2 separate regions of the Homo sapiens genome follow, and region 2 is linked to region 1. A link is an interaction called in ENCODE POLR2A ChIA-PET data of the cell type or tissue named here. Cell type or tissue: PC-9. All regions are shown on one strand. Each heading gives the region's core, and the rest is flanking DNA. Links, peaks and the distances in the headings are about the cores only.

Region 1 (5,393 bases), core at 151-5,150:
ACCTGCACCCAATGTCCTCCTTTTATGCTTTCTGGCCTCCTTTCATGTACTGTGTGGTCCACCATACTACCTAATCTGCTATATACTCACAAAACTATTTACTTCTTTTGAAAAAAATGTATTATTAGATTTAAATATATGTATTTATATTTCCCTTCACTTTTTAAAGTTTTCACTTTATTTTTATACTATGTTTTAAGCTTCCCTAATATCCCACTGCTGAATCCCACCGACATGGAATCCACGGCATGGTGAATCCCTGACTTACCCATTCCTACTAGAAGTAGAGCCAGAATCTAATCCAGACCTCCTGCCAGCCACTCCCAGACCCCTTCTTTCCCCCAAAGAAAATGAAGAACATATTTTTTGTGCAAAGAGATACAATCAGGAAATTTTTTTAAAATCAGCTTTTATTTTAACTGAATAGCTTACTTAGTCCTGGGGCTGTAAAGTCAACTGAATGATGGAGTCATTTTTTTCAAAATGCGACATCTTCTTACCCACTTCTCTTATTACTCTCATCATTATGAAAATCACATTTGTGAAAGGAAATGAATTTATATCAGGTTTTCTTTGGCATCACCCAAAGGACCTTAGTAAAGAAAATTAATACTAATTTTATTTTCTATTGTGAGCACCTTAATACGGAACTGTAAGAATAATTACTATTTTTAATGCCAAATGAAGCATGTAAGTATTACTAGCTTCTTTTTTGTATTAACTTCTATACTTATCTCAGGAGTTTTTATAGTGATATAGACATTTTGTGAAATAGATCATGAGTGAAACATAGACCTGGTATAGCTTGACTGGGGCCTACTTTACAGATTTGTCCTTAAGTACTGAATATAAATGTTTCTGCTTCTTATTTTCCTTAGCATTTTTAAAGAAAGTCCTGGAAGCCAAAAATCTCCATGATGAAATATTTATAATTATTAATCACTGTTATATGACCTTATTATGTATGAAAACTATATTCAACATCCTAAATATGAAATGTGATTAGTTCTGATTTTAAAGATTTGTGATAAAACAAGACACCATTGATGAAATACATAGAAAAAGGAAGACAAAATAGCTTGGGACACATTAATAACTTACACAAAAAATTTTAAAAATTAAATCTTCTAATAGATTTGATATATAATATACCCCAGAAATATTTACATTATATTTTCAAAGTCTAGAGCATTTCTTCCATAGACTCCAAAACTATTTGTATATATTATCATCGAAACACAATTTTGAGAGAAGTTGGAATGGCAGTGCAGTTAGCAGATAAAAAAAATACCCACTTTTCTTTACAAGTCTCTATCTAATTCATACTCCCTATTGCTCTTTCCTGCTTCACAAACTTCTTAAAAGATTTTTTCATGTGGTGTGAATATTTAAAATCTGTCTTAGCAATTTTCAAATATACAATATAGCTGGCCATCTGTATTTGTGGGTTTTGCATCCTCTGATTCAGCCAACCATGGATTGAAAATATTAGGAAAAAATGACGAAATACAACAATACATCATAAAAATAATACAACTTAAAAGACAATACAGTATAACAACTATTTACATAGCATTTATTTTGCATTAAGTATTATAAGTAATCTAAAGATGATTTAAGGTATATGGGAAAATATACTTAGGTGATGTACAAAAACTTTAATCATTTCATAGTGTATACATATATCAAAATGTCACATTGTACCTTATAAATACTCATAATCATTTGTCAATTAAAAATAATTTAAATTTTTTGAAATGTAAAAAAAAAAAATTTTTCTAGCCTCCCAGTCTACACTCTCACTTTTCACTAACCCATTTACTGCTTTCTTGCTTGTTCTCCCAGCACACCACAAAAACAACTTCCATGCATACACCAGTATCACCCCCCTCACCCCCCTGTTTCCAATAAATTAAACCCAATGGACCAAGCTAAAGCATTTATTATACTTCACCTCTCAGAGGCATTTAACGCTATTGACAACTTCCTTCTTTTCAAAACCCTGTCCTCCCCTAATTTTCATGAAACATGAAACTACCTTCTAGTTCTCTTATTTATCTCAGCCATCTGGCTCCTCTTTCTCTATTCCCTTGTTACCTATTGGTGTTGGTATGTATTCCATTCTAGAACTTTGTCTCCTCTACTGTGATGCTATCATTTAGGGTGAAATCAACTACTCCCATTGCTTAATTTGTCTTTTATAAATTTGTGACTTCTACATCTATAGCTCCAGTTCTGCTGTCTTTTTTGTATTAAAGACCAATTTCTCCAACTATGCACTAGACACTTCCAACTAGTATCCCACTGGTATCTCAAATTCAACATTATTGAACTCAAAAACTTCTTTTGTTAACTTGCCTTGCTGTCATATTTCCTGTATTGGTGAATTATATCAGCTTCCATAGACTTGCCTGAGCCAATATAACCTAGGACATATTCTCCTTTTCCCTTAACTCAGCATTGACTGACAAAGAACATGCTAGGAAGTCTGTATTCTTCATGTCTTAAAATATTCACCTCTGCTTCCATTGCCACAGCTTTGATTTGGGCCACTCACATTTCTGCAGTAGTCTCTGAGATTGTTATCATCCATATCTCTGCATTTTTCTTGCTAATGAGACCTTCATTAAAATTATTTTGTAAGTATTTAATTATTTAGCAGTTCATGCCTTTCCATATGACTTAAAATTCCATTGGGTTTTGCTTTTTTCCTGTAACCTAAAGTTACATCTGGGTTGGTCAAAGTGAAGCATAGTAACTACATTCCCTTTGATAGTGCTGCAATTAAGACCAATGAAATGTGAAGGAGTTTTAGGGAAGCTTTTTCCTCAGTCTTAAAAAGAGACAAAAGGAAACAATACCCCTCTCCTGTCTCTGGTTCATATTTGATGAGAATGTGGCACCTAGTCTTTTTGAGACCAGTGGGGTAGTTAGGCCCACACCCTGTGGATGTCAGAGCAAAAATATGGAAGGAATCTGGGTCCTGATACCATCATCAAACCATTGAGCTAATTCCGTTTTGTAAGATAATAAATTCCTTACTGTTTACTCTGTTCGAGTTCCTTTTTTTTCTGTTAGTTGTAGCTGAAACCATTTTAACTGTTGTTTTTTGTTTGGTTTGGTTTTGTTTAATACGGAGTCTTGCTCTGTTGCCCAGGCTGGAGTGCAGAGGCGCCATCTGGGCTCCCTGCAACCTCCACCTCCAGGGTTCAAGCGACTCTCCTGTCTCAGTCTCCCAAGTAGCTGGGATTACAGGTGCACGCCACCATGCCCAGCTATTTTTTTTTTTTTTGTATTTTTTTGCATTTTTAGTAGAGATGGGGTTTCACCATGTTGGCCAGGCTAGTCTAGAATTCCTGATCTCTGGTGATCTACCAATCTTGGCTACCCAAAGTGCTGGGATTACAACCCACTGTGCCCAGCACCATTTTAACTGTATTCTAAAAGCATTTTACAGCCTGCTAATACATAACCTCATCTCCAACCTTGCTTCCTAAGTTCCACTCTGTGTTCCACAAATGGGATTAATCACCTACTGAAAGCTCTATAATAATTCCTGTCACCTGAGGATATTGTTAAAACTTCTCAGTTTGTAGAAGAGGGCCTTCATTATCAGCATCACATTTATTTTCCAGAAAGATATCTAGCACCCCTCTACCTTACATCTTGCTTTTCAGCCAGGAAGAACAACTTTTTCTTTCTGAAATGTACTAGAATCTCAGTGTTGGGCCACATTGCTTTTTTTTTTCTAAAAGACTAATCGTCTTCCTTTCCCACCTAACTCAAACATATCCCTCTTAACTTAGACATTACTTATTTTGGGGAAGTCTTCCATGATTACCCTAAGAATAGGGTAGGCATTCTTTCTCTCTGCTTCCATAGAAAGTAGGAAACTATTGCACTTACTCATTGTAATGTGGCTATATTTTGATCAAAATAATTAAAAAATACTGTGTGGATTCAAATTTTTCTCAGCTACTCACAAGCTGAATGATCTCACACAAGTTATTTATTGCACCTTATTGTGCTTTCTTTTTCTCTGAAATAGAGGTAATAATTATACATACTTCATATTATTACAATGATTCAGGAAGCTAATGTATATGGTATACTTACATATATATATGACCTAGTATAACGCATGATACATAATAAGTGCTGTGTACATGCTCAGTCAAATAATGGTCATTTGAAAACATTTATTGAGTAAATGAAGAGGAAAGTGTTTATTTTCAATACATTCAAAGATATTGTTTTGGTTATTTCCATTACAGAGGCATAATCAGTTTACTATTCAGAAAAATGCAAGAGTACATTTTTACTGCTCCTCCAGTGATACTATGGAAAACAATGTTTTAGAAAAATAAAGAAGGTGTGAATAATGATTAAAGAATCATACACTCTCAAAGTGAAACAATTTCCCAAGAAATGCGGTAGAATAAGCCTTTTGGTTTCTGATTTTTTTTCTTAACTTTGCTTGTATGTTGTAGAAAGCTAATCTAAATTTAAGAAATTGAAATTTTGAAGTATTAATAATGTACTTCTCTCCCAAAATTGTTTTAATGTAATGATTTTTGCCATATGGATGAATTATATATGCATCTAGAGGCTAAAAACCATAAAAACAAGCTTCTTCTTAGTAGACTTTTGTTGTTTATTTTGTACAGCATAAAGCAGCAGTCAAAAAGTTTTCCAAACAAATTATCTTATGTATTTTGACTAAACCCAGATTTATCTTCTTAAAATGAAGACCTTTGTTGTAGTTGCATTTGTTCCTCATATGCAGTAGAATGACCCAGCCTCTTTGGCTTAGAGGTAGTGCCTCCTTTTTACGACACTTGGAGCGGCATCTGATGCTCATCACTTCAGTTGGATAAGGAATGCTGTCCAGTCACAGAGACTCATGAGATCATGTCCAATGAAGGCATTTAACAATAAATTCACAACTAGTGAGTGAGAATTTTATAAAGCAGTTTCAAGTATTAAGTAGATAGGTAGGTAAGCTTTATTATATTTTTTAAATGTGAAATTTTACAATTGTGAAAATTTACAATTTTACAATTTTACAATGTCAGGATGGATAACATTGCCTTTTTAGTAATGGTAGCCTTCACTATCTGCATTATGACTGTACAATAATAACATATAATAATATATATAGCATATATATTTTATATATATAACATAATATATAACATATATAATAACATATAATTATAACATAATAACTGGGGCTATGATTGCAAACATTTATAAGATGTGGTATGAAAATGTCCCAATCACAAAAACACTCAATTTAAAAATGAAAGAAAATGAATCTATGCTATGCTTTGCTTCATCTTTCTCTGAACTAGTTACAAACAAACCTTTTAAAAATAAGCTTTCAATTTGGG
Region 2 (5,393 bases), core at 113-5,112, 570 kb before region 1:
GGAAGTAGGAGGGCAGTTTAAAATACTAAGTGTGGCAAGGAAATAGATAGTAAAACAGAGATGCAAAGAAAATGCCTGCTATGCATTTCAGCTAAGTCAGGCATGCAAACACTTCCACTGGAAAGATTTAAAAACTGCATTCAGTGCTTCAAAACCATGGGCTCTACTCATTAGTGATAAAATCCATTAGACAGTCTTAAGTTTCAAATTCTGCTGCTGAGGATATGGCTTTGTCTATGCATATCGTCTGAATCAAACTGAATCCTGAAGGTTTGCATTATACACTCTGTGGCATTGGACATGGAGAGTTGGGGTGGGATTGCTACGTGAGGACACATCAAGGCAGCTGTATCAGTGCTGACTTCATTTTACCAGAACAAAGACTCCCAGACTGGAAGAAACCTTTGTGATCATCTAAGATAACTTCCTTACTTGAATATCTCTTGCTGAATTCGCGTTGGCTTTTCTATTAAAATCTTGTGTTTGACCATTCCGCATCTAGTTAAGAGTTCTTGTTTCAAGTATTTTAATGCAATGCCACTTGGCAACCAAAAGTCTATGGCATTGGTATGTGAGCTGTAAATTTTATCTTTTAGATGATAACAACCTGTACGATGTAAAAAAAGCAGAGATCCTAAGTAGTTAAATAACCAGCCAGCACCAGAGAGATAGAGACAGACACAAAACTAGAAACAATTTTTCTCTCCTAGCTATAGTCTGGAGGCTTTTATTCTTGTGCCACATCAGTTACTTCTGGTTTTATCTGGCCACCACATGGAAACATTTTATAGGTAGGTACAAGGGTCCTGTGTATACTGGCAGGTGAATATGGAGAATTTCTAAGTGCTGTCATCATGTTGTGAGAAATTGAGATTAAACTTTTCATGGGAGAGAAGACAAGACTAACCTTGGTTTCTTGAGAATGGCATAAATGGCATAAACAAATGTGAAAAACTCTTAACAAAAATGCAATCACAGAAGTGTCAATACGGAGCTTGGAGTTAGAGGACCTGGGTTCTAGGCCTGGTTCTCCCATTTCTCACAAACTGGAGTAGCCTGGATAGGCTAAGCCAGATGTGATAACATTGAGGAACCCAACAGCATACACCCCCTGATCAATTATAATTAGTTTCCCATTATCAACCAGAAGTCCAAGCCTGGTGCCAAGGTTTATAAGAACAAGTTTGATCCTGCTAAACTATCTTAGAAAACCAGTTGTCTCAGGCATTCTTAATGGATTTCAAGTCAGAAATAGGCAGAATTCTTTAAAACAAGCTACTCTTTGTTTCTGGCTATGGGGTTCCAAGAGACTTTGATTATTGTACTTCATTTTATCCTTCTGTAAAATTCTTATGGAACCATCCCTACTTGTGATAATGACATGCAATGAAGCCTAATTAAAGGGAAGGTAAGAGGAGAAGACCTAATATTTATAGAATAACTAATTTTTCAGCCATTTACAAAACACCTTATCTCATTTAAGCTTCAAAAAAATTATTGGAAGTAATTATTTTATCTATTGTACTAATGCAGAAATTAAAACACAAAGAGGTAAACTAATTTGCTAATAAATCATAAAGGTGAAATTCAAACCATTTCTGTTTGACTTCCAAAATGTAGTCTCTTTTCACTCTTTTCACTTTTCATGCTCATACTGCACTGTATAGTATATTGGGCAAAACCTAAGATATTTCATATTTTCACCACTGTATGCAAAAAATAGATTTGATTGTTAAAGTCTGAAGCATAAGATCACACATAATCACTAAGGAACACAGCAAAGATTAACTCTTTTCTCTTTCAGTTAGAATCTGCTTAGAAATTATTCATTAAGGGTAGGAAAATTAATTTCTTTTTGCGTAATGAAAAGAAAAATGTTAAAATTTAAGGATATAATTATTAAAAGAAAACCTTGAAGAAGTTCCAAAATACTATATTACATTTAATATTATTATTTTATTATATAATCTCAAAACAGAACACATGAACTAACATATTTTTATAGTAGTCCTCAACTATGTATTTATGTAGTGTGAAAATACTTCCCATTTTATAGTTGGGAAATACGAGAAAAAGGAAGGGACTTCGATGAGGTTACCAGGTCAGAAATTAAAGTATTAAACTCTAGTTCTAGCTCAGGGTACACAGATTTTGAGAAAAGACCCCTGTAAACTGTACAATACCACACAAATGTTTGATATTTGTGTTATTACCCTCAGATGAGGATGGAGTCCTACTTAGCATATTCAGTTCCTTGTAAGCAGGTGACCCACTTGATGACTTGGGAAACTACTGACTTGTCTGTATAGTTTAGAAGGTTATATTTATTATGTAAGTAAACAGTGTTTGGTATATATATTTTTTCTCTTTATAAAATCTCAAAGGGAGTAAAAATAAATAAAAAATAATAATGCACCAAACAGTCATTTCTTATGGCATTCTCTTTTTTTCCCTTTTTTCCTCTCATCAAACTCTCAGCTCCTCCCTTTTTTCTCCTTGTTCTTCCTCTTCAAAGATAGAGATGATATTAGAGATGGGAATGCAGTGGAATTATTTTTAGATTGTAGCTCTTTTGACTTTGTCTCTCCTTGGGTATTCTGGGACCATCATCATTACTGGCTGTGATTTGATGGAGGCTTCTGTGAGCTCTTTTTGGTCAGCCAGTCACCCGGTCAGCTTGGAATTCCAAGTCTGAGAGTGTGACACACACTGCACAAAAGACCCCAGCAGCAAGCTGCTCCCTGTGAATCTTAGATATCACTCATTCTACACAGGCTTTGGTCTTCATTTCCATTAGGGGGCACTTCTGTTTGTAGTTTCAATAAGCCACACTTTTCCTTTTAATTCCTGGGCCCACTACAATTTTAAAACAAATTGACATACAATACAAGATACAATTTGAGTGGTGCTGTAGTTTGATCGTGTCCCCAAAGTTAATGTGTTGGAAACTTGATCCCCAATGCAGCCGCATTGGGATGTGGGGCCTAATGAGAGGTGTTGGGGTTATGGGCGCACTGCCCTCCTAAGTGGATTAATGCTATTATCATGGAAGTGGATTCTGAGAGATAAAAATAAAATTCTAAGTCCCCTAACTGATGGAATTGATCCCCTTTTGGCCAAGGGAACCCCAAAGAAACCTTGGAAGTTGAATTCATGGCAATTCAGGATGGGAAATCTGGCAGGTTTCATTAGACTCCCTCCCTTGCTTACGGTCATTAGATTTTCTTCCCTAAAGGCTAAGCAGAAACCAGCCATTTCAAAAGCTACCAGTTGATGCTCCCTGGTAGTGTAGTGGTTAGGATTTGGTGCTCTCAAAAAACTACTAGTTTATCTTCCCAGGTACAGAACAAAGACATTAATCATTCCTTCACACCTCCCTGAGACATCTGCTTCCTCTATTCCCTTTTTCCCTCAAATGTTCACCTTATCTTATGTAAAATGTAGATTTACTGGGCACTAACTAAAGTCTTACAAGTATGTAATCATTTATCTCACTGCTGACCCCTACAGCCCTTTTTAAGGAAAATGTATAGATACTAAGCCTCCTAAGAACTTCTTGGGAAAAAACTGCCACAGATGCTTCTGTGACATGCAGTTTTCCTGGGCATACCCTCAGGCTGGCTCAATAAATCTCAGATTTGAGAGTTATGCCCCAAACACTCATTTTGGCTGTCAGTCCTTACAAAAAGATGAGTTTGACCCTCTCCCCCACTCTCTTGCCCATGTGACACATTTGCCCAATAACTTTTTAGTCATTATAAATTATCCTGTCTCACATACTCTGTTATAGCAGCACAAATGGACTAAGACAGAAAACTGGTAGAAAGAAGTGGGGCTGTTGCTATAATAAATACCTGAAAATGTGGAAATGACTTTAGAATTGTGTGATGAGCAGAGATGGGAAGAGTTTGGAGGCTAAAAAGAGCCTGTATTGCTATGAGCAGAGCTATAAGGGCAATTCTGGAAAGGGCTCAGAAAATAGGAGGGCTGTAGGGAAAGTCTAAAAGTTCTTGGAGAGTATTTAAGTGGTCATGATTAGAATGTTCGTAGAAGTATGGACTGTAAAGTTTATTCTGATGAAATCTCTGAGAAAAATGAGGAATAAAGTATTGGAAACAGAAGGAAGGGTCATCCTTGTCATAAAGTAGACCAGGATTGAATTGTTCCCATGCTCAACAGCTTTATGGAAGCAGAATTTAAGAGTACTGAACTAGGATTATCTGGCAGAAGAAATTTCTAACTAAAATATTGAAGGAGACTTTGTAATCATCTGGCAGATTCTTTCTGCCCACTCCATGGTCAAAATCAATTCACTGAGACCACAGCATTGCTGTATAGAAAGAGTTTAATTGACTTGAGGCCAGCCATGACACATGGGAGACAGAGTTATTACACAAAACAATCTGAAGACTCAGAGGTTAAGAGTTTTCCAGGATAGTCTGGTGGGTGGAAACTAGGGAATCGGTGTTGCTGATTGGTTGGGATGCCATCATAGGGGTGTGGAAAACAGTCCTTGTGTTCTGAGTCTGCCTCTGTGTGTGAAGGCCACAGGACCAGTTGAGTCATGAGTCATGAGACCAGGTAGAGTTAGCCAATCATCAGGAATGCAAAAGTCTGAAGAGACATCTCAAAGGCCAATCTTAGGTTCTATCATAGCGATGTTATCAACATGTGTAACTGAGGAAGTTACAAATCTTGTAACCTCCAGAACAATGGCTGGTTAACATTTATCTATGCCTACATCTTAGAGGAATTCAGGCCTCTTTCATAATCCTACTCTTGTGGGCTTTCATTAGTTTTACAAAGGTGAATTAGTTTTGGGAAGCACTATTATCATTCTTGCTTTAAGGTTAAACTATAAACTCAATTTTTCCCAAAGTTAGCTTTGCCTATGCCCAGGAATGATCAAGGACAGTTTGGAGTTTAAAAGCAAGATGGAGTCAACTCTGTCAGATTTCTCTGACTGTCATAATTTTGCAAAGGTGGTTTTATTGTGTGGATTATTTTAACTGCATACAGTAAAATGGCAGAAGAAATAAATGACCTAAAGATGAAATTTGTAATTAAAAGGAAAATAAAACATAAAAATTTGGAAAACTCACAGCCTGGCCATATAAAGAACAAAAAAGCATGCGAGGATCTGGCAAGTGGCCCTTTGATAAAGGATTAGCATGGATAGAAGGAAGCCAGGTGGTATTCATCAAGACAATGGGCGGATGACTCTGAAGGTATTTTGGAAATCTTCAAGGCTTCTCCTCTCATCTCAGACCCCAAATTCTAGGAGAGCAGAGTGGTTTCAGGGGATGGTCCTAGGGTGCCCTCGAGCTTGCTGATCAGGGCAATGCTCCCTGCATTCTGGTGCAGTACCCCTTGGTCACCCCAGTGATGGCTCA

The links. ChIA-PET counts read pairs that join two places held together with the same protein. Peaks named below come from ENCODE experiments on the same cell type or tissue, not always from the same donor. Only the 100,000 strongest peaks of a DNase experiment are listed, where the experiment ranks them.
Region 2: POLR2A ChIA-PET joins it to region 1 with 5 read pairs; 5 of 35 experiments call an interaction of 5 or more read pairs at or near these places.

What each region holds. Positions count from the first base shown.
Region 1 is chr1:198,669,358-198,674,750 of GRCh38, forward strand. The region is part of intron 2 of PTPRC (protein tyrosine phosphatase receptor type C); the gene reads left to right. Among named protein-coding and RNA genes, the nearest start is that of PTPRC-AS1, 4.9 kb to the left of the region's middle. RefSeq lists an enhancer at 1-606. In PC-9, for the core only: no CTCF peak of the experiment used is centred there; a DNase peak (open chromatin) is centred at 2,954.
Region 2 is chr1:198,102,732-198,108,124 of GRCh38, forward strand. No RefSeq gene overlaps it. Among named protein-coding and RNA genes, the nearest start is that of NEK7, 52 kb to the right of the region's middle. In PC-9, for the core only: no CTCF peak of the experiment used is centred there; a DNase peak (open chromatin) is centred at 4,720; H3K27ac peaks cover 755 bases.